Linked DNA regions of Mus musculus: all the other regions are linked to region 1. A link is a loop called in an ENCODE intact Hi-C map of the cell type or tissue named here. Cell type or tissue: left cerebral cortex. All regions are shown on one strand. Region 1 overlaps Slc22a4 (solute carrier family 22 (organic cation transporter), member 4). Region 2 overlaps Pdlim4 (PDZ and LIM domain 4). Region 3 has its middle 40 kb from the start of Slc22a5. Region 4 overlaps Rapgef6 (Rap guanine nucleotide exchange factor (GEF) 6). Region 5 overlaps Gm12223 (a long non-coding RNA gene). Region 6 overlaps Acsl6 (acyl-CoA synthetase long-chain family member 6). Region 7 has its middle 11 kb from the start of P4ha2.

Evidence for each region. Hi-C counts contacts between places; a loop is a spot of excess contacts. Peaks named below come from ENCODE experiments on the same cell type or tissue, not always from the same donor. Only the 100,000 strongest peaks of a DNase experiment are listed, where the experiment ranks them.
Region 2: a loop joins it to region 1, with 8 times the contacts of the local background. A loop is called at or near these places in 29 of 42 quality-filtered maps.
Region 3: it touches region 1 in a loop (5-fold over the local background); 10 of 42 quality-filtered maps call a loop at or near these places.
Region 4: a loop joins it to region 1, with 3 times the contacts of the local background. A loop is called at or near these places in 3 of 42 quality-filtered maps.
Region 5: it touches region 1 in a loop (10-fold over the local background); 27 of 42 quality-filtered maps call a loop at or near these places.
Region 6: a loop joins it to region 1, with 2.0 times the contacts of the local background. A loop is called at or near these places in 5 of 42 quality-filtered maps.
Region 7: a loop joins it to region 1, with 9 times the contacts of the local background. A loop is called at or near these places in 23 of 42 quality-filtered maps.

Annotation. Positions count from the first base shown.
Region 1 is chr11:54,000,118-54,004,117 of GRCm38, reverse strand. The region is part of intron 3 of Slc22a4 (solute carrier family 22 (organic cation transporter), member 4); the gene reads left to right. Among named protein-coding and RNA genes, the nearest start is that of Slc22a21, 22 kb to the right of the region's middle. In left cerebral cortex, CTCF peaks have their summits at 1,240 (motif pointing left) and 1,824; DNase peaks (open chromatin) are centred at 1,214, 1,506 and 1,797; H3K27ac peaks cover 370 bases.
Region 2 is chr11:54,052,905-54,056,904 of GRCm38, reverse strand. Pdlim4 (PDZ and LIM domain 4) reads left to right here. Exons shown (of 7, transcript NM_019417.3): 4 at 581-762; 5 at 952-1,115; 6 at 1,431-1,548; 7 at 1,666-1,977. The coding sequence ends at 1,870. Among named protein-coding and RNA genes, the nearest start is that of Pdlim4, 14 kb to the left of the region's middle. RefSeq lists an enhancer at 1-242. In left cerebral cortex, a CTCF peak has its summit at 2,471 (motif pointing right); DNase peaks (open chromatin) are centred at 519, 2,465 and 3,623.
Region 3 is chr11:53,929,915-53,933,914 of GRCm38, reverse strand. No RefSeq gene overlaps it. Among named protein-coding and RNA genes, the nearest start is that of Slc22a5, 40 kb to the right of the region's middle. In left cerebral cortex, a CTCF peak has its summit at 2,357 (motif pointing left); DNase peaks (open chromatin) are centred at 1,771, 2,096, 2,360 and 2,720.
Region 4 is chr11:54,532,905-54,536,904 of GRCm38, reverse strand. All of the region lies in intron 1 of Rapgef6 (Rap guanine nucleotide exchange factor (GEF) 6), which reads right to left. Among named protein-coding and RNA genes, the nearest start is that of Rapgef6, 12 kb to the right of the region's middle. In left cerebral cortex, a CTCF peak has its summit at 1,782 (motif pointing right); a DNase peak (open chromatin) is centred at 1,786.
Region 5 is chr11:54,254,970-54,258,969 of GRCm38, reverse strand. It overlaps Gm12223 (a long non-coding RNA gene), which reads right to left. Exons shown (of 9, transcript XR_003949549.1): 7 at 3,377-3,543; 8 at 2,046-2,122; 9 at 1-690. Among named protein-coding and RNA genes, the nearest start is that of Csf2, 7.1 kb to the right of the region's middle. In left cerebral cortex, a CTCF peak has its summit at 1,784 (motif pointing right); a DNase peak (open chromatin) is centred at 1,795.
Region 6 is chr11:54,352,392-54,356,391 of GRCm38, reverse strand. It overlaps Acsl6 (acyl-CoA synthetase long-chain family member 6), which reads right to left. Exons shown (of 21, transcript NM_001033598.1): 20 at 3,330-3,401. Among named protein-coding and RNA genes, the nearest start is that of Gm12224, 9.1 kb to the right of the region's middle. In left cerebral cortex, a CTCF peak has its summit at 1,580; DNase peaks (open chromatin) are centred at 1,591 and 2,945; H3K27ac peaks cover 507 bases.
Region 7 is chr11:54,087,507-54,091,506 of GRCm38, reverse strand. No RefSeq gene overlaps it. Among named protein-coding and RNA genes, the nearest start is that of P4ha2, 11 kb to the left of the region's middle. In left cerebral cortex, a CTCF peak has its summit at 2,426 (motif pointing right); DNase peaks (open chromatin) are centred at 2,432 and 3,037.

The DNA of each region.
Region 1 (4,000 bases):
CTATGTAGCAATACCATGTCTCTTAAAAGCAAAACAACAACAACACTTCACCATAACAAATATTATTATGTCTGTAGAGAGCAGAGACGTTTGTGTAGAAAGAAAAGAGCTGCAAGCAGTAAGTGATGTAAGACCTGGGAAGGGTGGGACGTGAGGGTCCCTCTGGATGGGAGGACAAAGTCAGAGCAGCCCCGGCTGGGAGCAAGGAGTGGTCTATGCCAGACAGCCTCATCCTCTGATGCATTTTACTTATTTAACTTGTGTCTGTCTGTCTGTCTGTATGTATGTATGTATGTATGTATGTATGTATGTCTCTATGTGTCTGTGTTTGTCTATCTGTGTGTCTATCTGTCTGTCTCTGTGAGTGTTTATGTATGCATAAGTATGAGCTCAGGAGTGTGGGCAGGTTAATGCAGAGGGAAACACTGGATGTCCTTCACAATTGCTCTCTGCCTATTTTTCTAAATGAATGTTTATTTTGTATGAGGAAAGGGGGTGCATGCAAGCCATAGCACACGGGTGAAAAGCAGAGAACTAGTGGGACTTCATTTTCTCCTCCCACCACGCTGGGCCCTGGGAGTCAACTCAGCTGACCAGGACTGGCACTGAGCCAGCCAGCTGGCCATTCACCTTATTCTTTGGCATAAACTTACATTAAACTTGGAGCTCTCAGGTAACTTACCCCAGAGGCCTCCTGTCTCTGTCCCATCAGCACTGGGTTCTCAGGCGTGTTCCACAGTGCCCAGCTCTTTTAAGCGGGTCCTGGGCATTTGAGCTCACATCCTCATCCTTGTACTGCAAGCACTTTATCCACAGGCCCAGCCACCCAGCAGCAGCCCCAGCCCCCTCAAGTACCACAGCTCTGGCACTGCCTTCCACAACCCTCCTTCCCACGTGGCCATGGCCTCGAGTGCAGGGTAGAGAAGAAGAGGGCCAGGTCAAGGGTGGGCAGGAGCTTAGGTGTGTCAGGCCAACAGTTAACAGAGAAGACTGCACTCACAGGGCTCGCTGTCTGCTTGGGTCCACCCTTCTCATTCTAGCGGGCTCGGAGGGAAACTGCTAACATTAGGTTCTGGGATAACACTTGTGTTACGATCTTAGGTCTGAAGGCCTGAAAGTGTCGCTGAAAACTGATCTGTCCCAGAACAGATGGCATCCCAGGCACTTCTACAGGGGAGGAGGACTTTGTGGAAAGACAGACATGGTGGCTGCTGGTTTTCCTGCAGCACAGCAGTGCCCTCTGGTGTTTCACGAGTAAAACAGCTACTTTCCAGGCTTCTGTTGGTTTTCTTTTCCTTGAAGCCAGATTTGAACCTAACAGATTTTCATTTGAGAAGTTCCCTGAACTTTGATCTTCCCAGCTCTGGGAATCTGGATGCTTGGGATGGTAAAATGTTCATCCTGGGGATTAATCTCTGTGTTGATTCCAGAACCTGAATTGTTCCCAAAGCAGTACAGGAATGAGCCTTCTTCTAGGCTGCTCTTAAAAACCTCACTAGGCTTGCAAGAGTCTTAGGATAGTACAAAAGGCCAACTAAACTCATGCTCCTCAGAGCAACACACACAGGATACACCTCCCAGGGTGGGGGAAGTGAGACTCAAAATCAGGGTCATTGACCCTCTCACCCCAGCTTTCTAGGCCCTGTGTTAGTCTCAGGCATAGCACCCTCAACCTGCCTACAGACTGCTGGGTAAGATGCCAGCAGTGGATCTCCTTCATCCCCTGTAAAGAACCGCTTCTCAGCAAGGGAGGGCTTGGTGGAAGGATGGACCTGGTGGCTGCGGGTTTTCCTGCAGCGCAACAGCGCCCTCTGGTTCTCTGTCTTCAGAAAACCTAACCACCTCCTGCCTTGACTGAGCTCACTAATTCAGTATTTTTCAGACTTCTAACATCAACACCCAACCACGACCCCACCCCACCCCTGCCATCCTTGCTGTAGCTTCTCTTTAGACATGTTTAAAGCTCATTTGATCCAATCCATATGTTTCCCTTTCAATGAGCATACACTTGATGGCATGTTCTATAACTTTGGCTACCAGGGATCTCAGTCATATTTGAGATTTAACTACATCAATTACATGGCTTTTTATCAGCCACCTATTTTGTATTGTTTTTCACTAATTTATTAATGTACATATCTTTTTGTATTAAGGATCAAACCAAGGGCTTCTTGCATGCACTGTATAACTAAGCTATACTCCAACCTTTAAATGCTTTAAACTTGAAATATAAATTTGTCCTGGCCTATTTGAATGAAATAGCATAGCCAAATACCATAGGCTAGCTTATCTCAAAAACCCAGATCTCATTTTCTGTGTCGTGGCAGCAGAAGTTGGAGTCCCCCAACCACACTGTATCTCCAGTCAGGAAGCAGAGAAATGAATGCTTGTGCCCACCTGGCCTTCTCTTTTTTATTCAGCCCAGCACCCTCTCCCATACCCTGGCTCCACCCACATTTATGGGGACCTTTCTCCCCAGTTAAGTCGATCTAGAAACCTGATGAGGTAATTTGTTAAATCTGCTCTATCTCCTGGCAGGTACACACACACTTCTCACCACCTGCCCTTATGTTCTGGATCCCAGATGGAAACACACACACACACACACACACACACACTTTATATTTTAATATGGTATAACTAGCTTAATGGTTAGGCCACTTCTGAACCTCCATGTGGCTAACACACTCCCCTCCAATATTCCTGAGTTAACACACTTACTAAATCTGTATTTTATCCTTGCTGCCCTGGACCCTTCTGGGGTCCTCCAGGGGCTGCTTTCCCCTTTGCATCTACATTTCAGCCGTCTCTCCCTCCTGCACTTTCCCGGTGTGGTCTCCTACACCCTTGTCATGGTGGGATGCCCTCTTCCTTCTCTTCTGCATTTCTTGTCCAGGAATCCTAAAGGCCCCACCTCTGTCTCCCTGCCCATCCATTGGCTGCTGGCAACTTTATTTCCCAGTCAGAGCCAACTGGGGACAGGGACCCTCAGTTCAGACGTGTGGGTTCCCTGTGATTTTGGGAGCCGAATGAACACAAATAGCATTAGAACCAATCCACAACAGAAATCCCTCACAAATATGCCAGAGATTTGTCTCCTAGGTGATTCTAGATCCCATCAAATTGACAAGCAGTATTAACCCTCACAGGGGGACTTAGCATAGAGGAGCCCACACTCTCTACCCATTATGATGCAGGGCACTGCCCCCTCAGTCCATCCTAGCACATCCATTCCCCAGGCTTGTCTCCTGAGCTAGAATGTGCAGCAGGCTTCAGTTGCATTGGGGTGCATGTCCTGCTGCCTCCTTATGGAGAGTGCCCAGTGCTTCCTGGGGCTGGATGACAAAGGGAAGGTAGAGGAGCCAATTAGTGGCATAATCTCCTGGAGCTGCCCATGGTCTCGTCAGAACTAGGACATGCTCTTGTATTGGGATGTGGGGATTCTGTTCTCCAGAGACCCTGAGAAGCCAGGCTTTGCCTAGGATCAGAAGCCCATGGGACAGAGGGAGACTACAGGGATCTGGGTGAGCCAATCTGGGAGTCATCTCTGCCATGGGTCTTTCCCCCAGGTGAGCACACAGGGAGCTTCTTGCATCTGCCAGACTCGGGGCCCCTTCCTGGTGTCCCTCAGAGAGAACTTCTCTCTTAGCCAGTTTAATGATCAGCCCAAGAAGAACTGAAAGACATTCCGCCTCACAAGTGGGAAAGACACATTCCCCTGGTGTCTCCACTAGCATCCCAGCTGAAGGACTGGTCCATAAGACAAAAGGGTTTGCCCCAGGCAATTTTCTTCTTGAAAGCTAGACATGCATAGGTTGACAGATACGGCTTACATCTTGGTTTTATCACTGTGTTGAGGTTTGTTTGCTCTAGGATTCTGATTTGTTTGGGTTCTATTCATGTGTGTATGTGCATGTGTGATGTTCAAGTGTGTGTATGTGCATGTGTGGAAACCAGAGATTGATGCCCTATGTCTTCCTCTATCACTCTCTCACTGAAT
Region 2 (4,000 bases), 53 kb before region 1:
GTGTATTGTCCTTACCCATGTATGTGTCTTTAAATGCACTTATGAGAGTATGTGTGCCCTGTTCACATTGCAGTGTGTGTTTGCGTGCCTGAGGGCTGAGGTCAGCATAGTTTTGGACTCTGCATGGACATACACACCCAGACCCTGTTCAGAGCCACAGAGCCCCTACCTTGTCCTTATAAGCTGAGAGGCAAGCTCAGGCCACTCTCCCTCCAACCATGGACACTAGGCTGCTCTTGGAGTGGTGAGACCCAGTCTCTGCTCCTTGCTTGCTCTGCCCCAAGAAAGCTACTTTTGCTGCTTTTCTGTGGACTAGGACTAGAATGCAGGCCCAGAGGAGCTGACCCTCCTAGAAATACCCCTGCACCTCAGACTTCCCTTGGAAGGACCTTCAAGAAAGAACTAAGGGCCCCTTCTGACTGTAGAATACGAGTTCCTATTCGTATTCCAACCATGGACCCTTTTGCCGGCTGGGCAAATAGCCTGGAAATGTCAGAACAGAGGTAGCTAGCCAACACAGTCAATAGGAGGGGTCAAAGGTCAGAGGGCCTCCTAGTGCCTCCAGATCTTGCTCTTACAGGACTGCAGTCCAGCCACCAGCAGGCGCTCCTCAGTCTCTGGGATTAGTCTGGAGGACAACAGATCGGGCCTGGGATCTCCATATGGTCAGCCACCTCGCCTTCCAGTCCCTCACAATGGCAGCAGCAACGAGGCCACCCTGCCAGCCCAGATGAGCGCTCTGCATGTGTCTCCACCCACCAGGTAGGACAGAGGCCGGGCCTTTGAAGTCACACCCAGATCAATCTTAATCCTTCAAATCTCTACAGTTCCTTCCTGGCCCTTGTCGTTTGATCTAAGAGCCTCAACTCACATAGTTATAGTTTGACTTAGAAGGCTGCCAGGCCCAAGGCTGGAATTACCATGCTGGCTTTCCATCTCTCCCCTTCCCAGTGCCGACACAGCCAGGGTTCTCCCTCGGAACCGGGACTGCAGGGTAGACCTGGGTTCAGAGGTATACAGGATGTTAAGGGAGCCAGCAGAGCCCACAGCCTCGGAGCCGAAACAGTCAGGATCCTTCCGCTACCTGCAGGGCATGCTAGAGGCTGGCGAGGGCGGTAAGACTCCCAACACCTTACCTCCCCTGCCTCCCCTCCCCCTACCGTGCCCAGTTTACCCTTCACCTTCCAACACCACCCAATCCACACCTTCTAGCCATCCACCCCCTCTTCAAATCCCTCTGTGCCTTACTGTGACTGTGCTCTCACCCTCCCGATTCCCACTCCACCACCCACGTGACTCTCCTTTACCTCATACAAACCAAGAACTTGTCCTCTAAGCTTCTGGTCATCGTGTTCCAGAAGCAACATCCTGCTGAAGTAGGGTTCTTATCTCACCTACCCCATCCATACCACCTGCCCTCTGGATTTCAGGGGATCGGCCTGGGTCTGGTGGTCCCCGGAACCTCAAACCAGCAGCCAGCAAGCTCGGTGCTCCACTGAGTGGCCTGCAGGGGCTACCAGAGTGCACGCGCTGCGGCCACGGGATCGTGTGAGTACCCAGTCTGCCCACCTGCACCCCCACGACCCCACTTCTGTTTTCCAAGGCCATGGGTAGAGGCTTGTCCTAGAATCTGTCAGTCACCTGTCCCTCTGTCCTCCACAACAGGGGAACCATTGTCAAGGCGAGAGACAAGCTCTACCATCCGGAGTGCTTCATGTGCAGCGACTGCGGCCTGAATCTCAAACAGCGTGGGTACTTCTTCCTAGATGAACGGCTGTACTGTGAGAATCACGCCAAGGCTCGAGTCAAGCCGCCGGAGGGATATGATGTGGTGGCTGTATACCCCAATGCTAAGGTGGAACTTGTCTGAGCTGGAAAATCTTGTCTTGCCTCTGCTTCACTTAATGTTCCCTCATGGCCTGTGTAAATATATGTCCTCCTGGCCTTTCTAATAAAGTCCTTCTGCTTGCTCTGGAACTAGCTAGTGTCTGGCCTGATAACCTCCAGTGCAGGCCATAGCTCCAATGTGTTGTAAGATCGGTTCAGGTGTCAGGCCTGTTCTAGACATTAGATTCAGTGGTGAGCCAGACAGCTCTCATGTTGTTCCCACAGCCTGAGTTGGATGGCAGAGTAAGCCATAAGGGATAGTGTCGTTAATACTATGGTCTGCTGCTGTAGTGTAACAAGGAGCCTGGCCTGGGTGAGGTCAGGAAAGCTGAGAATCAAGAGACGGAGGGAGGCAAGAGATCTCTATAGAATCAAGACCTATGCAAAAAAAAAAAAAAAAAAAAAAAAAAGCATGGACCATGACAGCCCTGGTGTGCCCGTTGTCCGCATGAGTGGCCAGGGGTGGTCCCTAGCCTGCATGGGTGGTGCCCCCTTCCTGGTACTCTCTTCCTAAGTCGCTCTCTGTCCATACACTCTATTTTTCTTCTCCTCTTCCTTCCTCCTCCCACTAGGGGGCAAGCTTGACTTTTTCTTGAGACAAAAGTCAGCGCTTTAGAACTAACACTGCCTTTCCCTCTAAGAAGCTTGGTCCTTTTCCCCCACCTGCAGTAGAAATTCTACACTCCTTGGATGCGCCCCAGTTCACTCGAAGTGAGGTCTGCCTTGTACCTTTTGGTTACATAAACCTATTCAGACTCTCACTTTTAAAACTATAAAAGTTACCGGGTTGATGAATGACTGTTGATCGCCATGTTCCGCACAGTCTGGGGAATAAGCTACCATTTCGGTTTTATTAAACATGCAGTAAGGTAAATTTAAAAGAATAAGTGGCAGATGGGTGGATGGATGGATGGATGGATGGATGGTTAGAAGCAAAACAGAACCAACTTGGCCTCAAAATGTCCAATAGGAATCGACTAGGGAAGCCCTTTTAAGGCAGTCAGTTGGAGTTTCTAATGAAGAGAATTCCCTCCGGTGAGGATTCCCAATAAAAGGACAAATAGCAACAGATAGAGATGACATCATCAAACAGACAGCCACAACACCCAGCCGAAACTGACTGGGGAAGCTGAGGCAGCAATTAAAATTTCTGAGTAAACTTTCTGAGCTTCGGCGCTTCCTGATTCAGGCCCTTTCATATCATGGGATAAACAGTAGTAATGTCTGGTCTGTACTGCTAGCCACTCTCACCTCTCTGTCCCAGAGTTAGAGGGGCAGCCCATTCACAGGCTGGCATGGGGCCTTAGAAGGTACTTTGACGGGTCTGGAGAGATGGCTCAGTGATTAAGAGAACTGGCTACTCTTCCAGAGGTCCTGGACACAGCTCACAACCATCTGCAACTCCAGTTCCAGAGGAGCTGATGCCCTCACACAGACATGCAAGCCAAACACCAAGTTGGAGTCTCTGAAATGGTGGGGAGGAGAGCAACCCTTATTACCCTGCTTCCAGAGTCGGCTTCTCGATGAACTCAAACAGCACATAGCGCTGTACCACTACGACATGCATTTCGAACCCACAGCTGTCCAGGATCCTAAATCTGTGGACCTACCCCACTGCTTGCTCTGGGTGAGAAACCACCTCGGCTCATTTGTTCAATGAGCCTGAATAATGTCCATTTGTGCTGTGTATTCTGGGCTACCAGAAGGCTGCTATCAGCTCACATTCTAACCATCTGCATTCAACAAGACCCACCCACTTCCTCCCTCTCTCCGACACTGAAAGTTTCCACACATTATTTTTGGTAAATAAGATTTACTGTGTGTTGGCTGCGTGTCCAGTCCTGAAATGACAGCGAGAAACAGTGTCTTTCCCCTCAGTCCCTTACAGAAGTTCTCATAGGAATTACCCTAAAATTTTTGACCACTTACCCCAGATTTACTTAACTTCTTATTAATAACTGATAGGAATTTTCCATACCTCACCTTGTATGTATGTGCGTAATATTAGCTTTTGTCCCTGAGTGTGCACAGGTATGTGGAGACCAGCGGCTGATGTTGGGTGCCATCCTCTGTTGCTCTTCCAACGTAAGTTCTGAGACAGGGCTTCTCACTG
Region 3 (4,000 bases), 70 kb after region 1:
TCTCCTAACTGCTAAATCACAGGCCATTTATGGGACAATTTTATAACTTTTAAAATGACAATTGTATTTTCCATTTCCTCCTTTTCTGTATAGACTCTTTAAATTTTTAAATTAATTCTGTATGTGTACTGGGGGTGCATTCACATGAATTAGCACACATATGAAGCTCAGAGGACAACTTACAGAAGATGATTTTTGCATTCTACCATACGAATCCCTGGGATTGAACTCCGGTGGTCAGGCTTGGCAGCGAGTACCTTTATTCTCTAATCCACCTCACCAGCTCATCATCATCATCATCACAGCACTGGGATCTGTCTTAGGGTTTCTATTGCTGTGATAAAACACCATGACCTTTTAAAAGCAAGTTAGGAAGGAAGATGTTAATTTGGCTTTCACTTCCACATCCCTGTTCATCACTGAAGGAAGTCAGAACAGGAATTCAACAGCTAGGGAGGGGTGCTCCTTACTGGCTGGTTTCTGTAGCTTCTTCAACCTGCTTTATTATAGAACCTGAGACTACCTTCCCAGAAGTGGCCACACCCAACATGGGATGGGTCCTGCTACATCAATCACTAATTAGAGAATACCCTACAAGCCTGCCTGCAGCCCCATCCTATTAAGGCAATTTTCTCAATTGAGGCCCCTTCCTCTCCTGCAACTCTAGTTTGTGTCAAGTTGACAAAAAGCCAGCCAGTGCAGGAGCTAAGCTCAGAACCTCATGCATGTTAAGAAAGTTCTCTCCAGCCAGGCAGTGGTGGCGCACACCTTTAATCCCAGCACTTGGGAGGCAGAGGCAGGGGGATTTCTGAGTTCAAGGTCAGCCTGGTCTACAGAGTGAGTTCCAGGACAGCCAGGGCTACACAGAGAAACCCTGTCTCGGAAAAACAAAACCAAACACCCCCCCCCCAAAAAAGAAAGAAAGAAAGAAAGAAAGAAAGAAAGGAAGAAAGAAAGAAAGAAAGAAAGGAAGGAAGGAAGGAAGGGAAGTTCTCTGCAGTCACTAGTAGCACATGCCTTTGATCCCACCCAACAGTAGGGAGGTGGGTGTATCTCGGAGTTTGAGGCCAGCCTGATCTATAGAGTGAGTTCCAAGACTTTCAGGGCTACACAGAGAAACCTTGTCTCAAGAAACCAGAGAGAGACAGAGACAGAGAGACAGAGGGAAAGTGCTTCCCATCAAGCTATAGCCTGACCCATGGTATTTTAGATGCCTAAGAGAAAGGACAGTGGCCCGAGGATCTCATAGCCCTCCTGGGGCTGGCCGTCCACGCATTCTCAGGAGCAAGGAGCTTTGGACAGGACGTCCTGGAGAGAGACAACAGGGATCTGAAGTCCTTGCTCTGGGCTATGAAAGCAGATGGTTGGTGGCCTACAAAGGGAGAAGTGTGACAGGGGAGCCAGAGCAGTCCTTCCCTGTCACAGGAGCAGTGAGTGAGGAGTGTGTCAGGCAGTCGGTCCTCAGATGAGTTTTACGTTCTGTTTGTTTGTATTGTGTGTGTGCTCACAAGATGTGTGTAACTATGAACACAGGAGTATGGGCATGTACAGGCCAGAGGGAACCACTGGGCGTATTTCACAATTGTTCCCCAAACTATTTTTTAATGTTTTGGGGAGAGGGGTGCACATATGTAAAGAGCAGAGAACTAGTGGGACTTAATTTTCTCCTCCCACCACGCTGGGCCCTGGGAGTCAACTCAGCTGACCAGGACTGGCACTGAGCCAGCCAGCTGGCCATTCACCTTATTCTTTGGCATAAGCTTACATTAAACTTGGAGCTCTCAGGCTAACTTACCCCAGAGGCCTCCTGTCTCTGTCCCATCAGCACTGGGTTCTCAGGCGTGTTCCACAGTGCCCAGCTCTTTTAAGCGGGTCCTGGGCATTTGAGCTCACATCCTCATCCTTGTACTGCAAGCACTTTATCCACAGGCCCAGCCAGCCGCCCAGCAGCAGCCCCAGCCCCCTCAAGTACCACAGCTCTGGCACCGCCTTCCACAACCCTCCTCCCCACGTGGCCATGGCCTCGAGTGCAGGGTAGAGAAGAAGAGGGCCAGGTCACGGGTGGGCAGGAGCTTAGGTGTGTCAGGCCAACAGTTAACAGAGAAGACTGCAGTCACAGGGCTCACTGTCTGCTTGGGTCCACCCTTCACGTTCTAGCGGGCTCGGAGGGAAACTGCTAACATTAGGTTCTGGGATAACACTTGTGTTACGATCTTAGGTCTGAAGGCCTGAAAGTGTCGCTGAAAACTGATCTGTCCCAGAAAAGATGGCATCCCAGGCTGCTCCAAGTCCCAGAAGGACTTGAATGAAGGACAAGTCAGAGTGACTTCTGGTTTTCCTCAGCGCAGCAGCGCCCTCTGGTGTTTTAGAAATAGAATAGCTACTTTCCAGGCTTTGGGGGTTGGGGCGTGGGGGGGAGTCCTCAAAGTTAGATTTGAAACCCAACAGATTTTCATTTGAGAAGTTCTATCTGTCCTTGCACTTTTATCCTCCCTGCTCTGGGAATCTGGATGCTTGGATGGTAAATGTTCATCTTAGGAATTACCCTTTTCATTGATTCTAGAACCTGAATTGTTCCCAAAGCAGAACAGAAACGAGCTTCTTTCCGCTGCTGCAGCTCTGCCAGCTCTGGGAAACTCCAGAGGCAGCTAATTTCTGAATAGCGTGTCTCAAGGTTCAAGGACGGGGGTGTGTCCTGACAGCTGAGAGAGATAGTGTTGTCTCACGGGCCAGTGACTGGTCACACACAGAGGAGAGTCATGGGCAAGTCTCCTAGAGTCTGACTCCACACAGGGTCTTATAAGAGCCACTTCTTGTCTCCTGGACAAGACAGTCTCTGTGTCTGACACTGGCCTCTTCCTCAGAAAACAACATTGTCAGAAGGCAGCTGTAATAGTTACTTCCCATTGCTGGGATAAAACACCATGACCAAGACAACTTATAAAAGAAAGAGTTTAATTGGGCTTACACGTGGGGGTCCCTTCAAGCATTATGGCCAACAGGGAAAGGAACCTCAAAGAGGCGAAAAGAAAACTCAGTTCAGCTAGGCTCAGTTAGGGTGAACCAAACTATCAGGAATCAAGAGTCTGATGCCAGGTGGTGTAAGCATATTTTAACCAAGTACGGTTTGGAAAAGTTTCCAGGCAGCAATTATCCTGATTTCAGGCACGCAATAACCCTTAATGTGTGACTGCATAGAATTTCCTTTGCAGAGTACATGGGACTATGAAGATGGGTTCTAGACCTCAAGGGTCTAGGATCTGGTGTGGTCTCTGACTGAGACAGCATAGAGATCAGCAGGCTATAAAGTACATGTGACACCCCCCTGAGGATGGATAGTACTGATTGGGAGCTAAAGGACTAGGAAGAGAATCTAAGATAAAATAAGCATTCTGGGTACTTGGGTGAGGTCTGGCTCTACAGATAGCAAAGGTCACTGGGTCGTTAAGAATATCATCTCCCAGGCTTCTGGATGGAAAACAGGTATTTATTTCCTACTCTGAGGAGACACCCTTGAGTGATGAACGTTCCTGGTTTCTCCAGCGTTTGTTTGTGAGCATGAGGAGTCATAGGGTCAGAGTCTGTGATGGTTGACCAAAGGCATGCTGGCAGGAATAGCTCTGAGCTCTCATCTTGACCCATAAGCAGGAGTAATAATGCAAGTCCTTTGAAACACCAGCCCCAGTCCCCTATTACACACACCTCTAACCCTCTAAGCCTTCCCAAATGGTTCCACCAACTGGAGACAACATATTCAAATGTATGATCCTGTAAGGAACCACTCTCATTCAAACCACCACAGCTGGCATGATTGCCCTATGACATAAAATGGCCTTTATCTGAGCCCGTGACTTTAAAAATCTGAAACCCCATCCTCCCTGAAGTTCCCGAATCTTGGTTTCTATCAACATTGTCCACCCTGCCCTTCCTTACTCCCAGGACACACCCTGAAATTGCTACTCAGGGCACAAGGCAAAGGCCTTCTTTTGTGGTACTTGAA
Region 4 (4,000 bases), 530 kb before region 1:
CTTTGGTTTGTTCGTACCTTTATGATCATGTTGAAGTGCTACAATTTAAAAATAGTTAAAACTAAAAGATGTTTGTATGCATCACAGAAACCATAAGGAAAAAAATCTATAATATACAAACCAAAAGTAATAAAGAATCAAGCCACACTACTCGAGCCAAATAGTAAGTAAAGCACTAAACCATCAAGAAAGACTACAAGAAAGGGAGAAAGAAAAAAAATAGGAGCAACAACAAAACTAGAGAATGCATTACAAAATGATTATGGTAACAGCATACCTTTCCAGGATTACTTTGAATCTGAGTGAGTTAAGGTCCCCAGCTAAACAGTCTCGGGGTATAATACTGTTTTCCTAGCATGTACTAGGCTTCAGGCTCAATCCTCAGTATTATAGGCAAATAAACAATTCCCAAACACACAAAGAATGATTAAATAGAAAAACTACTCTATATGCTTATCAGAAATCCAGGTCAACTCTAAGGACACATACAGATGCAAAGTAAAGGAATGGAATACTTCTATCATTAAAATGGAATCCAAAAGAAAAACAAAAACAAAAAAACAAAGGTCAAGAGTAAAAAGAGACAAGAAATATCACTGTATTATGATAAGGGATTAATTCAGCAGAGAAAGTAACTTTCCTAAATATATGTGCACCCAAATAAATAAAATACTACTGAGGAATGCATGCATACGAAATGCACGAACATATGAACATGTTATGTATTCATACATTTATGTACACAAGCACATCTACAAAGTAGAAAAATTCCATATAACTGTTTAAAATGTTTCTGCCTCCCAAAGTAATTTAGTGACTCAATGTAATGTAATCTGTATCAAAATACCAATGACCTTTGACACTTTACACAACCCCCCCCCCACTACCACCCTGAACTTGCAAGAGGTATTTGACCAGATGGAATAAGTCAGAAGACAAGACTATCCCAAACAGAAAAAGACATGAAAGAGTTTTGGAAATCCACAAAGGGAGTGAAAGAATATCTGAAAATGCCAAAAAAAACCCACATGTGATTAACCAAAAAGAGTAGGCAAGCATAGCATCTGTGCCCAGGCGGGGAATGGGAGAAGCAAGGGCAAAAGATAAGCCAAGCAAGTCAAGAAAAGTACAAAGCCTTGATAAGCTTCAAATCCTGTTGGGAGGTTCTGGTGAGAAACAAATTCCTTTGGTGGAAAAATCAATATAAACTGAAGTTCCACTTCATCACTTTACATTAGACCCCAATGGCAGAGCCAGATACCATCTTGAGATGGAACCTATTGTTAAGCTGAGTGGGGAACCAGAGGTCTGGAAACTGCAATCAGGCCTGCCAAAGACATAGGATGAAGGAAGGCCCAGGAAAACAGCTATAGAGAACAGTGAGCTAGATAAAGGCTGGCAAGCTGAAGGGCACAGGGAATTGGGGGGACTCATCCAAGCAGGCAAGTACATAAGGATGATAGTCTCTTATCAATAGTTCATTTATTGAAATGATTCTGGAGTTTGATAGCCTGAGATCAGTAGCTCATCAACCTCTGGAGCCATCAACACTTCCAAAAGAGCCTGAGAACGTTGGAGGTTCTGTGGTGTACTAAAGAACCACTGACATATCAATCTAGCAGAGTGATTGAAAACCAGGAGATCTTTAAAGTACGGAGACATGTCCTTCCCATGTGCTTTGACTTTTTCTCACACTTTTGAGGTACCCGAGAGAAACATTCCCAACAGAACTTCTGCCAGGGGAGAGAACCTGCCACAGGGTGCAATTTAAGTATGGCCAGCAGAGGCCGCTGGTGTTCAGACAAGGAAAATTATCAATGAAGACAGCAGTGCTAGACACCGCAAGTTTACCTAAGAAACACAGCAACAGCATAAGCTCTAGGAAAGACAGAAACCCAGTTTAACTGACCCCCTCCAGCCCTCACGCACAGAAATTTATTGAACAATATATTTCTCTTTTCTCTTATATCATTCTGCCATGTATCCTCCTCGTTCCCACACTATTTTTAAATAGCACTTTAAGCTATTTTAGATGATCTTATCTTTTTTAGTCCCCTTCTTGCATTTACCTAATTTCGCTTTTGAATTTTCTCATTATTGGGAAATCTTTATTTTTCATTTAATTTTTTTCTAATTTCTTGTTCTTTTCTCTTCTCTTCTATACTTCTCTATTGCTTCTTTTTCCTTTCTTTTAATGTATTTCTCCCTTTTCCTGCCTTTCCCCTTCATTTATTTCATCCACTTACTATATCCACACTAACCCCTTAAACGATTTTTTTTTTTTTTTTTTTTTTTTGGTTTTTGGAGACAGGGTTTCTCTGTATAGCCCTGGCTGTCCTGGAACTCACTTTGCAGACCAGGCTGGCCTCGAACTCAGAAATCCACCTGCCTCTGCCTCCCCAGTGCTGGACCTTAAATGATTTTAACTTCAAAGCACATTATATGCAACCTTGTCATTTTATGTCCTGTGATAATTAACAGATGACATCAGTGGGCTTCAATCCATTGTCAAGTGTATTTACTGTGTAGAGTCTGTTGCAGTTTGCTGCTAATAGTAGTTTGTCTTCTTCTCTCTGAATGGTAATGGGTCTGAGCAATTATGAATGACCAATGAAGAACTCAAGGAGGAAATGTAAAAATACCTAGATTCAAATGAAAATCAAAGCACAATTTATCAGAACCTCTGAGATATAGCTAATGTAACAGGCCCCCAGACCTTAGAAACACAGACACTATGCTAGAAGCAACGTTCTGACTGTAAATCATAACATGTAGGCCTCAAAGTGTGCCAAAACAGGAACATAGATGTAACCCATCAAAGACCTAGTCTACAGTTCCAGGAAGTCTCGAAATGTACTAACCTTGCTTTCTGGCTTCTGTAGTTCTGCTTCCTGCTATCTGAACTATGACAACCAGGATATGTTTTTGGTGCATAAAGAGAAAGGCTTGGGGCTGCATGATGTAGGCAAGTTCCCAATGCAGCTGCAGGCCAGCAATAAAGAATTTCTTTTCAGTTTTAAGAGTTTCTGTGTAATGGTCTCTGGTGGTCTTAGTTTTACCTTGAAAAACTAAGGCAGTGATGAGAAAGTATTTGCCCTACTGATGTGATGAGACACAAGGACCATGGCAACTCTTATAAAGAAAACCATTTAATTGGGGCTGGCTTACAGTTTCAGAGGTTTAGTCCATTTATTAGCATGTCTAAATCAGGAGAGAGAGAGAGAGAGAGAGAGAGAGAGAGAGAGAGAGAGAGAGAAAGAGAGAGAGCTTGAGCTTTTGAAACCTCAAAGTCCACCCTCAGTAACACACTTCTTTAAGGTCATACCTTTTAATAATGTCATTCCTTGGTGACCAAGCATTCCACTCTAGGAGCCTATGGGGGCCATTCTTAATCAAACCACCAGTTCTGAAGTTGTTAGGTAAAATGTTGTGATATGGTATTAAAGAATGACAAAGGAAAAAAGTCTGTGTTCAGTATAGACACAATCTCATCTACAATACTTTTTTCTTTTACTTTTGCATTGGTGAGGGATCAAACTCCAAAAACTCACACATTACAGGCAAACATTATACCATGGAAATACAGCCCACATCCCTTCTGAAAACATTCCCAATCTGCAGTTGTATGGCCTTCCAAAATTACACTTGTAGGTACACAGTGTAATGGCCAATCTTAATTGTCAACTTGACAGGATTTAGAAAGTAGTAATACACCCTAGGCCTTGTCTAATGATGGTGTTCTAGAAAGTTAATATGGATGCACAATCAACCTTATGGGCTGTGTCCTGGACTGACAAGAAAAGAGAAAGTCCGCTGAGCACCAGCAAGCACCTGTCTGCATTCAGACTGGAGGTGCAGTGTGACCAGCTGCCAAAGCTCCTGTTGCCATGCCTCCCTGCCATCATGTTCTCTCTGTTCCTCAAACTGTGAGCCAGAATAATTCTTCCTTATGTTGCTTTTGATATGTATTTTGTCAGTGAGAAAAGTAACTAATATACAA
Region 5 (4,000 bases), 250 kb before region 1:
ATTGTTATCTGCTGCATGACATTAGTCTCAGCGGTGGAGTTTACAAGCATGCAAATCGGGAAGCATTCTCTGTATTAGTTTGCTTCTCCGTTGTGCTAAAGCACTGACCAAAAGCATCTTGTGCAGGAAAGGATTTCGTTCAGTTTACAGACCAGTCTAGCATCAAGGGAAGCCAAAGCAAGAACTCAAGGCAGGAAGTGGAGCCGAGACCAAGAAGGAATGCTGCTTACTGGCTTGCTCAGTGTGCATTCTTACACAGTTCCTGACACCACCTGCCCGCCCACAGTGGACTGGGCCCTCCCATATTAATCATTAATCAAAAGAACCCCTTTCAGACATGCCCACAAGCCAGTCTGATAGAGATTCTTCAACTGAAATTTCACCTTCCTAGGTGACTCTATTTGTGTCAAGTTGAAAAAAACCCAGTTAACACACCTCCCAACAGACTCTCCCTGGAATTCTGTTTTACTTTTCCAGCTGTGAGAGCCTCTCTCACTGGAAGTGGGGCAGCAGTCCATTACTTTTCTCTTGCCTAGCTGATTCACTGAAGGACACACTCTTTGGAGCCATGGCCAGATACCACAATGTACTCAGAGCACTCATGGGACACAGAAGGCCCTGGGATGAGAGTGATGTCTGACACTCTCCCCAGCTCTGAGTTGGACACTGAGGTGGCCCAGGTCTCTGTTGCTGCAGAAACATACAATAAGCAGAAGTTAGTGGCTGGGTAAGGAGAGAGTTCAGAAACACAAGATACATTGCAGGCAGGGAGTGGAAGGAGGAGGCGACATTCCTGAAGTGAGAATGAGCCTTCTCAGACATCCTGTGGAACGTCCTGGAATTGTCCAGTCTGTAGCCTATGGCCAGCTTGAGTCAGAAATGACCACTGACCTGTCTTACATAGGTTTACCTGTGACCTCAAACCTCAGACCCTGTCTGGGGACAGCACAGCCTTGCCCAAACACTGCCCTAGGTTAGAATCCAGAATCAAGTTGTGGTTGGTTCTTGATAGGATTTGGAGGAATATTTATGTGCCTTGGACTTAGACTGAGTGTGTAACCCTAAATACTGTGTAATGGTATTTGCTAGTGGAGTCTTGAAAAAGAGAGAAAGAAGGAAAGAAGGAAAGAAGGAAAGAAGGAAAGAAGGAAAGAAGGAAAGAAAGAAAGAAAGAAAGAAAGAAAGAAAGAAAGAAAGAAAGAAAGAAAGAAAGAAAGAAAGAAAGACGGACGGACGGACTCCGGGCTAAAGAGATTGCTCAGTGGCTAAGAGCATGGACTGCTCATATGGAAGGCCCAAGTTCAGTTCTTAACACCTTTAGGTGGCTCACAACTGCCTGTAGCTCCATGTCTGAGAGATCTAGTGCCCTCTTCTGGCTTTAATACACACAGAAGTCCCACCACCTCCCTACACATAATTAAAAACATGTCTTTAAAAAGAAAAGGACTCCTGGAAGCCCCTTGAATCCCCTTTCCATGTGAAGACATAGTGTGACAGCTGTCTGTGAACTGGGCGGGGGGGGGGGGGTGCTAACAAGCAACTGGGCTGATTGGTTCTTTCTCTTCAGACTTCTCAGCCTCTCAAACTAGAGACAATCCTTGCTGTGCATAATTCCTTGTTATAATGACCCAGGGGGACAGGTCCTTTATTATGCCCAGCCACAGACAAAAAAAGGGCACTGACTCCCTGATCCAACATCATCACAGAGCTGGGTGGCTTGCAGCTGTCATGGCCCTCAGACTGCCCTTTGTACTAGGTCAGTAAGTCCATCCAAAGGGCAGCAGAGGGCAGCAACACTCCATGGTAGATCTGAGAGGACAGGCTGATAAGGCCACCTTCTAGAGAGTAGGTCACACCAGCCACTAGCAATTTCACTTATCTTTTATCTTAATTTTACAAGTACAGCTTTCCAGGAGGGCAAGATAGGAGGCACATCTTTTCTTTACCTAAGATGATGTGGGACCCCAGAAGAATGAATCAAGGAGAAATTTCCAGAAAGGCAAGTATCTAAGGAAAGGAACCTGGCTAAACAATTTGAGACTCACCAGACAAAGAAAGGTTTTTCCTCCCTGGTTTGGATTACCATTTGAATCAGTTGCTGAGGACCTCCAAGGCTTTCCCCCTGCAGAGGCAGGGATAATGAGATAGAGGTTAGTGCCTACTGGAGCCTCCTGACTCTGTCCAGTTAGCCAGCAAAATGCAAGGAGAGGTGGGGGTCGGTACATGAAGGGGATGGATGGATAGTGATCTCGGGTGCCTTACACTAGAAGCGATGCTCAGGAGTTCACCCAAGGGACAGGACTCCCCCCAGCAGGCAGTGGATGGGCAAGATACAGGGAGGAGTCAGGTATCCGGTTCTGTGTGGTAAAGACATAGATGTCTTTAGTGTAGGGTGAGTTAGGCACAGGAGAGTCTGAGTAGTCAAACCATTCAGTGTGATTGAGGACCTAGTGACCAAGGTGGAGGCAGGATCCCTTCTGACCTCAGCTGGTCCCTTCACCTCATTCTTACTTCTCTATTCCCAGAACAGCCCAACCAGCATGACAACCATGGAGATAAGAAAACTAAATGACCGAGGCCTGGGGTGTGGCAGGTGTAGAGATGTGCATGGTTACTGAATTTACAGCAATAGGAAAGGGCCAGGGCAGAGGGAGGGAGCTGTGGGTATCATCAGAAATCAGTCCTAAAGAATGGAGAGGATGGGGGTTCCAGGGCCTGGGATGGTGAGAGAACATGGAGGAGAGGGAGACCCAGGTTGACAGAAGGAGTTCTCATGGGGTGAATGGGGCTTCTTTCTCCTTCAAAAAACTTGAATTTGGGCTCATGGCCATGGATGTGTATTGGGCAAAGATGCTGTCTTCCTGGAGTGAAGAGGGACACAGAATCCCCACGGGGACCGAAGTTGTCGAGGATTGCCCCTATTATGACGGTAGAAGAGACTGAGGCACAGAGAAGCCCAGGCCGTGGGACTCATGAGCTTCTGGAGCACTAATCCTCACTGTGTCTGCTGGTACCACTGAGGCACAAGAGCCCTTCATCTGGCCCGGGGCCCCCATGGGCATGGATCCCTACTGATAGCCTGTGCTCCCACATGCTTCAAGTTCTAGCCTGAGTATGCACCTGTCACTGCGCTCCTTTGCACTCCCAGAAGCACCCCATAATACTTTCACATGCTTTTCTGTCCCTCTTTCCTACTTCCCTGCCTCCCCCTACACCAGAGCTTAGATCCCTCTGTGATTTCCTCTGTGTCCCCAAGCCCCCCCCCCCCCCATGCCTCTGAGAGATAGCGTTTATGAACTCAACTGCAATCCCTACAGTCACTGTCACTCGGGGCTTCCTCTGCTTCTCATACAGCTGCTGGAGACCCCAGACTCACCTTTCACTTCCATCCTGGGTGGTACAGACTTTCCCCGCCCTGAGCACTCTCTGATCCCCAAGGTGTATAGCCTCTTAGTCTTGGAGCTTCGTATCTTCCCTCTCAGATGGCAGCCTTCAACTCTGACTGTTGGAACTTCCTTCTGTAGATGCTCCAGCTGGGACCTCCTAGAAGTACCCAGACATGTCCTGGAGACCAATCCAAATAGCACAGACAACTGATGTGGAGACAGGGTGCCCCTATGAGCAGGGAGTTGGGGACATATCAGAAAGGAGGCTAGACACTAAGGCTTCACATCTGGCACCAGGACATAAGTCTCCCTTCTTCCCCCCTTCTCTAAGCATATACTGTAACATATTTGTGTCCTGGCCCCATACGTTGGGGTGAGTGTGATAATAAAAATAAAACACATCCAGGCCAGTAAGAAGGCTTGGTGGCACTTGTGGCCAAACATGACCACCAGAGTTTGATTTCAAGGACTTGCAACAGTGGGTTAAAGCACCTGCCATCAAAGCTGATGACCGAGGTCTGTCCTAGGTTCTCAGAGTGGAACAAGAGAACTGTCCTCTGAGTCCTACATGCAAGGCATGCGTACCATCACACAAACAACTGAATATTAAAACA
Region 6 (4,000 bases), 350 kb before region 1:
TCCTATTTATTTATTTATTTATTAATCTACTCATTTAGATATGCATCTTCTAAAGATCTCTGTCAATTACTAATGGCTGACCTATTTCTTAGAATTGCATGTTTCTGGAATTTATGCCACAGTAAATCCATTTTTGTTTTCTAACTCAAAGTTTAGTACAAGCAACCCAGCCCGGTAACCCTGAACTCCTAAAGTTTATACAGGATAACGTAAACGCTGGATGTAGTTAGGTCATTCTTCATGTGTTTAGAGCTAATCCTTCAAGGCTGGACAGGTGGCTCAGCAGGTAAGAGCACTTACTGCTCTTGCAGAGGACAGTGGCTTGGTTCCCAGCACCTCACAACCATTCTGGGGATGTGGGGTCATCTTCTGGCCTCTGAGGGCAGCATACATTCACGTAGTGCACTTAAATACATGCAGGCGAGCCACCTGTAAAAATAGGGCTAATCCTTAATAGCTTCCCCCTCTCCCTTGAGACAAAAATCTCACTACACAGCCCTGGGTTGGCCCTGAGTCTCTGCTCCTCCTCCTGTCTTAGCCTCCCCAGAGAGGGGATGGCAAGTGCGGGCCACTATCATTGGTTGATGGTTTTTGTGCGGGCCACTATCATTGGTTGATGGTTTTTGTGCGGGCCACTATCATTGGTTGATGGTTTTTTTTTGTGCGGGCCACTATCATTGGTTGATGATTTTTGTGCGGGCTACTATCATTGGTTGATGGTTTTGGGGTTTGTTTGCTTTGTTTGTTCGCTTGAGACGAGGTCTTAGAGCCTCAGTTGGTCTGGAGCTTGCTTTGTAGTTGGGACAGCTTTGAATTTCTGATCTCTCTACATCTACTTTCCTCGCGCTGGGGTTATATACACTGCCTCCATGCCTAGTGGACGTGGTGCTGGGTGTCAAATCCAGGGCTACATTCTCGGCAACGACTTGCCAGTTAAACCACACCCCCAGCCTCTGGCCACTTAATTTTGAAAAGGGAAAAGACCAAGGCAAACATGGACTGTGGATCAATTGGGGCAACCTCTGTGAGGGACAGCCTGTGTCCGGAGTGCACCTTCCTCTGGACAGGAGTCCTGCCATTCGTCAGCAGAGGCTCCGTGTGTGTGTGTGTGTGTGTGTGTGTGTGTGTGTGTGTGTGTGTGTGTGTGTCTTGGGGTGGCATAAAGCAATGAGGACAGAATGACAGAGAAGACCAAGAGGTGACAACTTTGGCAATGACACCGAAGACCTCTGGGATGCCACATGACTTTCCTGCATCTGAGGTTACCATGGTGAGGGCAGATTATTAGAGCAGAAACTACACAGGCACAGGGAAACTCAAGGACTCTCTTTCCTCATTAGTGTTCTAACCAAAGGCAATGGAGAACACTGCGATTTTAAGGTTCCTAAAATAATCTTAAGGAAATAAATGTCACACACACACACACACACACACACACACACACACACACACACACACATTCTCTCTCCCCTCTCTCTCTTCCTCCCTCCCTCCTCCCCGCCCCCAATTTCATTTTAGTTTTTAATCTGTGTCCCGTGTAGGTTATACATCTCAGCACCAACAGATGGCGTACAGAGCTTGGGAATTCACAAGGATGTCACCAGGTGCAGCCCCAGCTGGTCCTTCAAATTGCCCCAGGATACAGGGTCTGGAACCACTCAGGGGTAGCCCCTGAACCACATGACCACATGTGATCCAGCCACACAGATCCCCATTAAGGACAGACCACACAATACGTTCTACCACATTTGGAAATTGAAATAACCATAGCGGCAAATATGGACCTTCTACTCTGAAAAGTACCAATTAGCCACCGTGCTTTGGAGTCGAGCTTTAGCCAGCCTGAAACACTTAACTGACAAGCAAAAGTTGGTTTCTCAAATTGGTTAGATTTAAACATCTGTTCCAAGAGGAAAACAATCTTAAACACTTAAAACCGTAGCTGGATATGGTAGTTAGCTCACACCTGTAATCCTAACATTTGGGAGGCTGTGACAGGAGAATTGCAGCAAGTTCAAGACCAGCCTGGGCTACATAAGAAGTAGCAGGCCAGCCTGCTCTGACCTGAAACCACTATAGCATGAGACCCTGTCCAAAGCCAAGCAACACAACAATAAAAAAAGAAACCTTTGTGCATAAACATATTTTGATTCAGATTAAACATAAGAATTTTACACTTAAAAACAACTTTAAAATTAGTTGTAGGCTATCATCAAAACTGCATTTAAAATTTAAAACTTCTTATAAGCCTTGCAGATCCCTCATACTATATTTTTTGGGCGATTTTGATAGAAAACATGTTTGTTTGTTTGTTTGTTTGTTTTTTAGACAGGGTCTCTCTACAGAGCCCTTGCTGTTCTGGAACTATGTAGATCAGGATTGCTTTGAATTCAAAGAGTCGCCTCCCACATGCTGGGATTAAAGACATGTGTCACCAAACCCTTTGAAAAAGCAGTTATTGAAAAAAAATTTTGTTTACCCCCCCTCTTTTTTTCTTTCTTTCTGTGTGTGTATGTGTGTAAACAAGCATTCGTGCAGAACACACATGCATGTACAAATACACACATACATGTGTGGAGTTCAGAGGTCAACTTTCAGGAGTTGGTCCTCTTCTCCCATTATATGGGGCACAGGAACTGAACTCAGGTCATCTGGTGTGACAGCAGGCACCATTACTTGCTGATCTATGTTGCTGTCCCCAGAGAACAATTATGGATGCTGATAAAAGACAATTATCTCAAAGTCCAAAGGATAAAATTTTTATTAGCGTGTTACTATTTTCTACTTGGAACCTTCCTCTCTTTGGCTTTTACTTAAGAGTACAGATGCTAGCAGGGAGGTGGACTGAGCATGCTCAGTCCTGAGCCCAGCTACAGAGAGTCTCAGAGGAACTGAGTGTCCTTTGTTTGCAGGGGCTTTGTTTCTTTCTCCTTTGCAGAAAGGCCACTGGGCTGATAGTGTCCTCTTAGCAAGTAAGCTTGCCTGCAGCTGCTAAGACAGCAGTGCCCATAAAAGTAAAAATAAGGTAGGGTGCTTGGGAGCCTGACCGGCCCACATGATCTCTCGGGGACAGCAAGGCTTCTATTTCGGCCTTATGATCGCCTGCGGTTGTAAGGGCAACGAGCAACAGCCTTACTTACTTGTCCAGCGACCTCATTTAGCTCAGGAGCGGGAGGTGTCAGTTGGCTCACAACAGCCCTTCAGGGGGTCTTTGTGTGTGTAGCCTTCTGGTTGGCCACATACCAGGCAGGGAAAGAGGCCAGGTCAGGGTCAACATGCTTCTATGTAACATGGGGGCGGGGGGTGGGTGGGTGAGAAAGGTCAGTTACCTGTTCAAAAGAATGCAGTCCGCTTTCTTTCCCCAGCATCACCATGTCATCCAGAATGGCTTTCTTCAATTCCTGAATTGAACCATGTAAGTGAAACAATAACACATTTCAAATCAGGGAGGGGGGGCGGTGCAGATAGAGGGAACAAAGTTTTGAATTAAGGTCAACCAGTGAGAGAGACACATAGGTCTCTTCTCTATTGAGGGTAACCTGGTGCCATGCCAATCTATACCTCTCTCCGGGAGAGAAAGGGAGGCAAATGGCCCAAGAGGTCACTGTGGGTGGGTTAGGGCATGCTTTGTTTAAAGTGGTCTGTTGGTCAGCGTGGAAGTGCTGTCACTCCTATGCAAGCTTGGGCTCAGGGCAGGGAGAGTAGAACCAGAGATGCCAGCCTGCATCTGCTGCTGAAACACAGAACAGCAACTCTCCCTAGATGTCAAGACAATTCCATGATGGAGCGGTGGGTGCTTTAATCGGAAAGAGCTGTGTACTGTTTCCATCTTATCTATACCTGTTAACCCAGTACACATGAGATCCACCTTTCCTTGGCAAGGGGCAGAGAGCCTGTGTTCACATCTGACTCTGCCATGAACCAGCTGTGTGGTCTGGGACAAATCACCTCCTCTTAGACAGCTCCCTTCCAAGCTATGGGGCAGTGGGGTTAGATAAAC
Region 7 (4,000 bases), 87 kb before region 1:
TACACACGCTCTCATCTCTGAACAATGCTATAAGTTTCCCTGCCCCTCTTGACAAGCACACTTAGACAGTTTCTATTCAAGTGTATTCCCAACATATTCTGCTCTGAAATACAGAAGGACAAATCAATCAATCCAGCTTGAACTGGTTTGTCACACATTCACAGTAAGACAAGTTGTGCCATCTACAATGGTTTTAGGGGAAACCCCCTATTTACCACCTTATGATTATGCTAAACATAATTAGGCATGCCTTTGGTTAAAGTCAGATGGGAAAGGATATATGTACAGTAGAAAAAATATTGTATGATCTAATCTATTGATCAAAATAGAGAATTAGCCAAACTATACCTTTTAATATCCAGCCTCTTCTCTTGGTCGCCATAAGAGGAAACTCTTGAGTCTCTCACACGTGTGCCCGCCTGCACTCCCGACAGTATGTCCCTCTATAATCTGTGTTAATGCTTTGCTCCCAACAAACTTATTTTGATTCTTTGCAAATCTGTGTGAGCCCTGGTTTTCAGATCTCTGAATGAGAGAGGCCAAGAACCTGGGAACCTAGCCCAGATCCCAAACACCAGCAAAAAGATAGAAATAAAGGATATTAGAAAATGGTTATCTGGGTAACTCGTACAAGATCACCACATGGGGTAGAAGTAGCTACCCCTAGCCCCAAGCTACCACTCCATCAGAGGAACCTGGGGCACCAGTGTGACTATGGCCTGTTCCCATGTGTCCAAGTATCCCAGCCCTGCTTGTGGCCCCTCTGCTGCCTCAAATGTTCTGCTGGGATCAGCTCTGGCCACAACTCTCACCAAACTCCTCTCCCTTGAGTAGACTCCCACATCTGAACTTGGTCATTAGGAACACTGGCCCAATTCCCTGACTCAATACAAAAAGGCCAACGCATTCTTCATTCCTCTGGAGTCTCTGACTACCTCATACTGCATCTGACACATTCCAGAATGCTCAGATCCCATAAAAGCACATTTTGTAATTTAACCTTGTAAAAACATGGCTGAGCTTCAGTAGACTCATTGCCATATAAAAATGTTACTTCTACTCACATATAATATTTGTATTTCCTCCTTTTGTAACTTTCTGCATTTTTTCACAACTTGGAAACTTGCATAACACTCTGAAAAGCTTGCATTTGAAAGGCAAGATGAAAGGAAGAGTAGATGAAAGGTTCTTGCTAAGCCAAAACATTGACATAGACTACTCACATGCACACACACACACACACACACACACACACACACACACACCTATGCAAGCACACAGGGATTCACATATGGGCATGTGATGGTTTGTATAAGCTCAGCCCAAGGAGTGGCACTATTAGAAGGTATGGCCCTGTTGGAATAAATGTGGCCTTTGGGGAATGGGTGTGTTACTGTGGGTGTGGGCTTTAAGACCTTCATCCTAGCTGCCTGGAAGCCAGTATTCTGCTAGCAGCTTCAGATAATGATGTAGAACTCTCAGCTCCTCCAGCACCATGCCTGCCTGGATGCTGCCATGTTCCTTGATGATAATGGATTAAACCTCTGAACCTGTAAGCCAACCCCAATTAAATGTTGTCCTTTATAAGACTTGTAAAACCCTATCTAAAACAGTGCCCAAGTTGGCTTTGTCTTCTCACATGACAGGGACAAGTTTGTCTTCTGTCCCCTGTCTTTTATCTTTTTCCTTGGCCTTGGTCTAGAACCTAAATCTTTAAACTGGGATTGGGGTTTTCAGGTGGTATAGAGGTGGCTCAGCACTCAAGAGCTGCTCTTGCAGGCGACCCAACTCAGCTCCCAACATGCACATGACAGCCCACAACCCTCAAGTGCCCTCTTCCGAGCTTTGTGGGCACCAGGCACACGCATGGTACATGTACATACATGCAGGCAAAACACTCACACATATAAATAAATAAATAGATAAATAAATAAATAAATAAATAAATAAATCTTTTTTAAAAAAGCAAACCAGAACCTGACTTGATCCTTACCCTGAAGCAGCTATCTAAGGGCCCTGGGTCCAGCAAACTGTTTTCCTCCCTCATCTGCTGGAACCAGCGCCCTGGGTGAGTAGGGACAGTTGAGAGAGTGTCCCTCCCTGGCTGAAAAGTGCATGATTCACATGGTAAGAGCAGAAGGGCAGCCTTCTCAAAGCAGCTACACTCTGGGACACTGACTGATGATAGCTGTCCAGGACAATCGGGACTCTCCCTCCGCAGTCACCAACAGCCGCAAGCCAGGCTCACCCTCTTTCCTCATCCAGACTGCATTTCCTCCTGCTCCAGCTCAAAGTACTAACACAAGGCAATGTGCACAAGACAATGACCTGTGGGGCCTTAAGAAAGAGGGACCTTTGAGCCCTCCCCTGAAATGTCTGTCATTCTGGCTCAGACTGTTTTAGCTGCAAAAATAAAGATGGCCGCCAGGGGGGAGTGAAGTCCACTATGGGACACTCAGTTTAAGTGTCATCACTGGCCTTGCTCTAAGAGCCTTCCTGATATTCAGTTCTCGATCCTGTCCTCCCACCCCCAAGCTCCAGTTTAACCCTTCCTATTCCATTAGCCTTCTATATCACTGTGTTCTGTTTCTCCTCCCTTAAAAGGCCCTGCCTCGGCTCCTTTCTGACCTCTATGGGTCAGATGGGACACGCGTATCTGAAAATGCAAAGCTAACATGCACATGTGAGGAAAAAGCATGCAACATTTGTCTCTCTGGGTCTAGGCTACCTCATTCAGAATGGTACTTTTCCAGCTTACATATGTAGTCCATACATAATATGTACGCATTACATTGCTTCCATTTACGTATGAATTTCCTACTTTCATTTTCTTAACAGCTGACACTGTGTACATGTAGCACGTTTCATTATCAATTCACAGAGTGATGGACATCTAGGTTGTTTCCAATTCTCAACTATCATGAAAAGAATGGCAATGAACATGGACGTAGTTCTCTGTGGTAGGGTATAGAGTCCCTTGGGTATATGCCCCAGAGTGATATAGCTGTATTGTATAGCAATCTATTTCTAGCTTTTTGAGGAACTGACACACTGGTTTCCATGGTGCCTGTGCCAGTTTTCACTCCTGTCAGCAATGAAGTGCTCCCCTTAGTCATTCTGACTGGATAAGATGAAAGCTCAAAGTAGTTTTAATCTCCCTGATGGCTAAGGATGCAAGAGTTTTGTTGCTGTTGTTGTTTGTTTGTTTGTTTGTTTGTTTCAAGGCCATGTGATTTTATCTTTTGAAAGCACTCTTCTTAATTCCATGCCCCAGTTTTTAAAATTGGGTTGTTTGATTTTTTTAATGTTTATTTTTCTTAAATAACTAATTTTAAAGCCCCTCTGACTGAGTGGGCGCCCAGGTCTCCAGTGTGACAAGATTCATCTAGGACCCCTGCTTACCACATCAGTATGAGCACATGGGCAGATAGAAGTGTTCCCCAGATCCTAGAGAGTAGCTTCAGCCTGGGACTTCCAGTATGGAAGACACGGAGGATGTCGGGAAAGTCCCCAAACCTCTGCCCAGCCTGTGAAGGCCTCAGCAGCCGCTAAGTTTACTTGCAGCCTTGGAGGCATCCAGGGATGTAGAAGCCTATGGCCAAAATCAAGAACTAATCCTGCAGAAAGGTCAGGAAAGCGCATGGGAAGGTGACTGGCAGAATCCTGGACGAACCCAGAATCCCCTTGCTCCTGCTGAGATGAATTCCTCAGGACACGTGGGACTGCCTCCCTGTCCTTATCTGGGTTCCTAGGATGCTGTGGGTTGCTTCTGTGGTTGGACTATGAGTTCATGGAACATTCTGTCATGCTAAACATAAGTAACACATAACAGACATTACCTATGCTGGAGAGCGTGGTGGACCCCATAGGCTCACATATTTGAATGTGTGGTCCCCAATTGATGAAACCATTTGGCAAGGATTAGGAGATGTGGCTCTTTTGGAAGAAATGTGTCACCAGGGGTGGACTTTGGGGTTTCAAAAGCCAACCATTCTCTCTC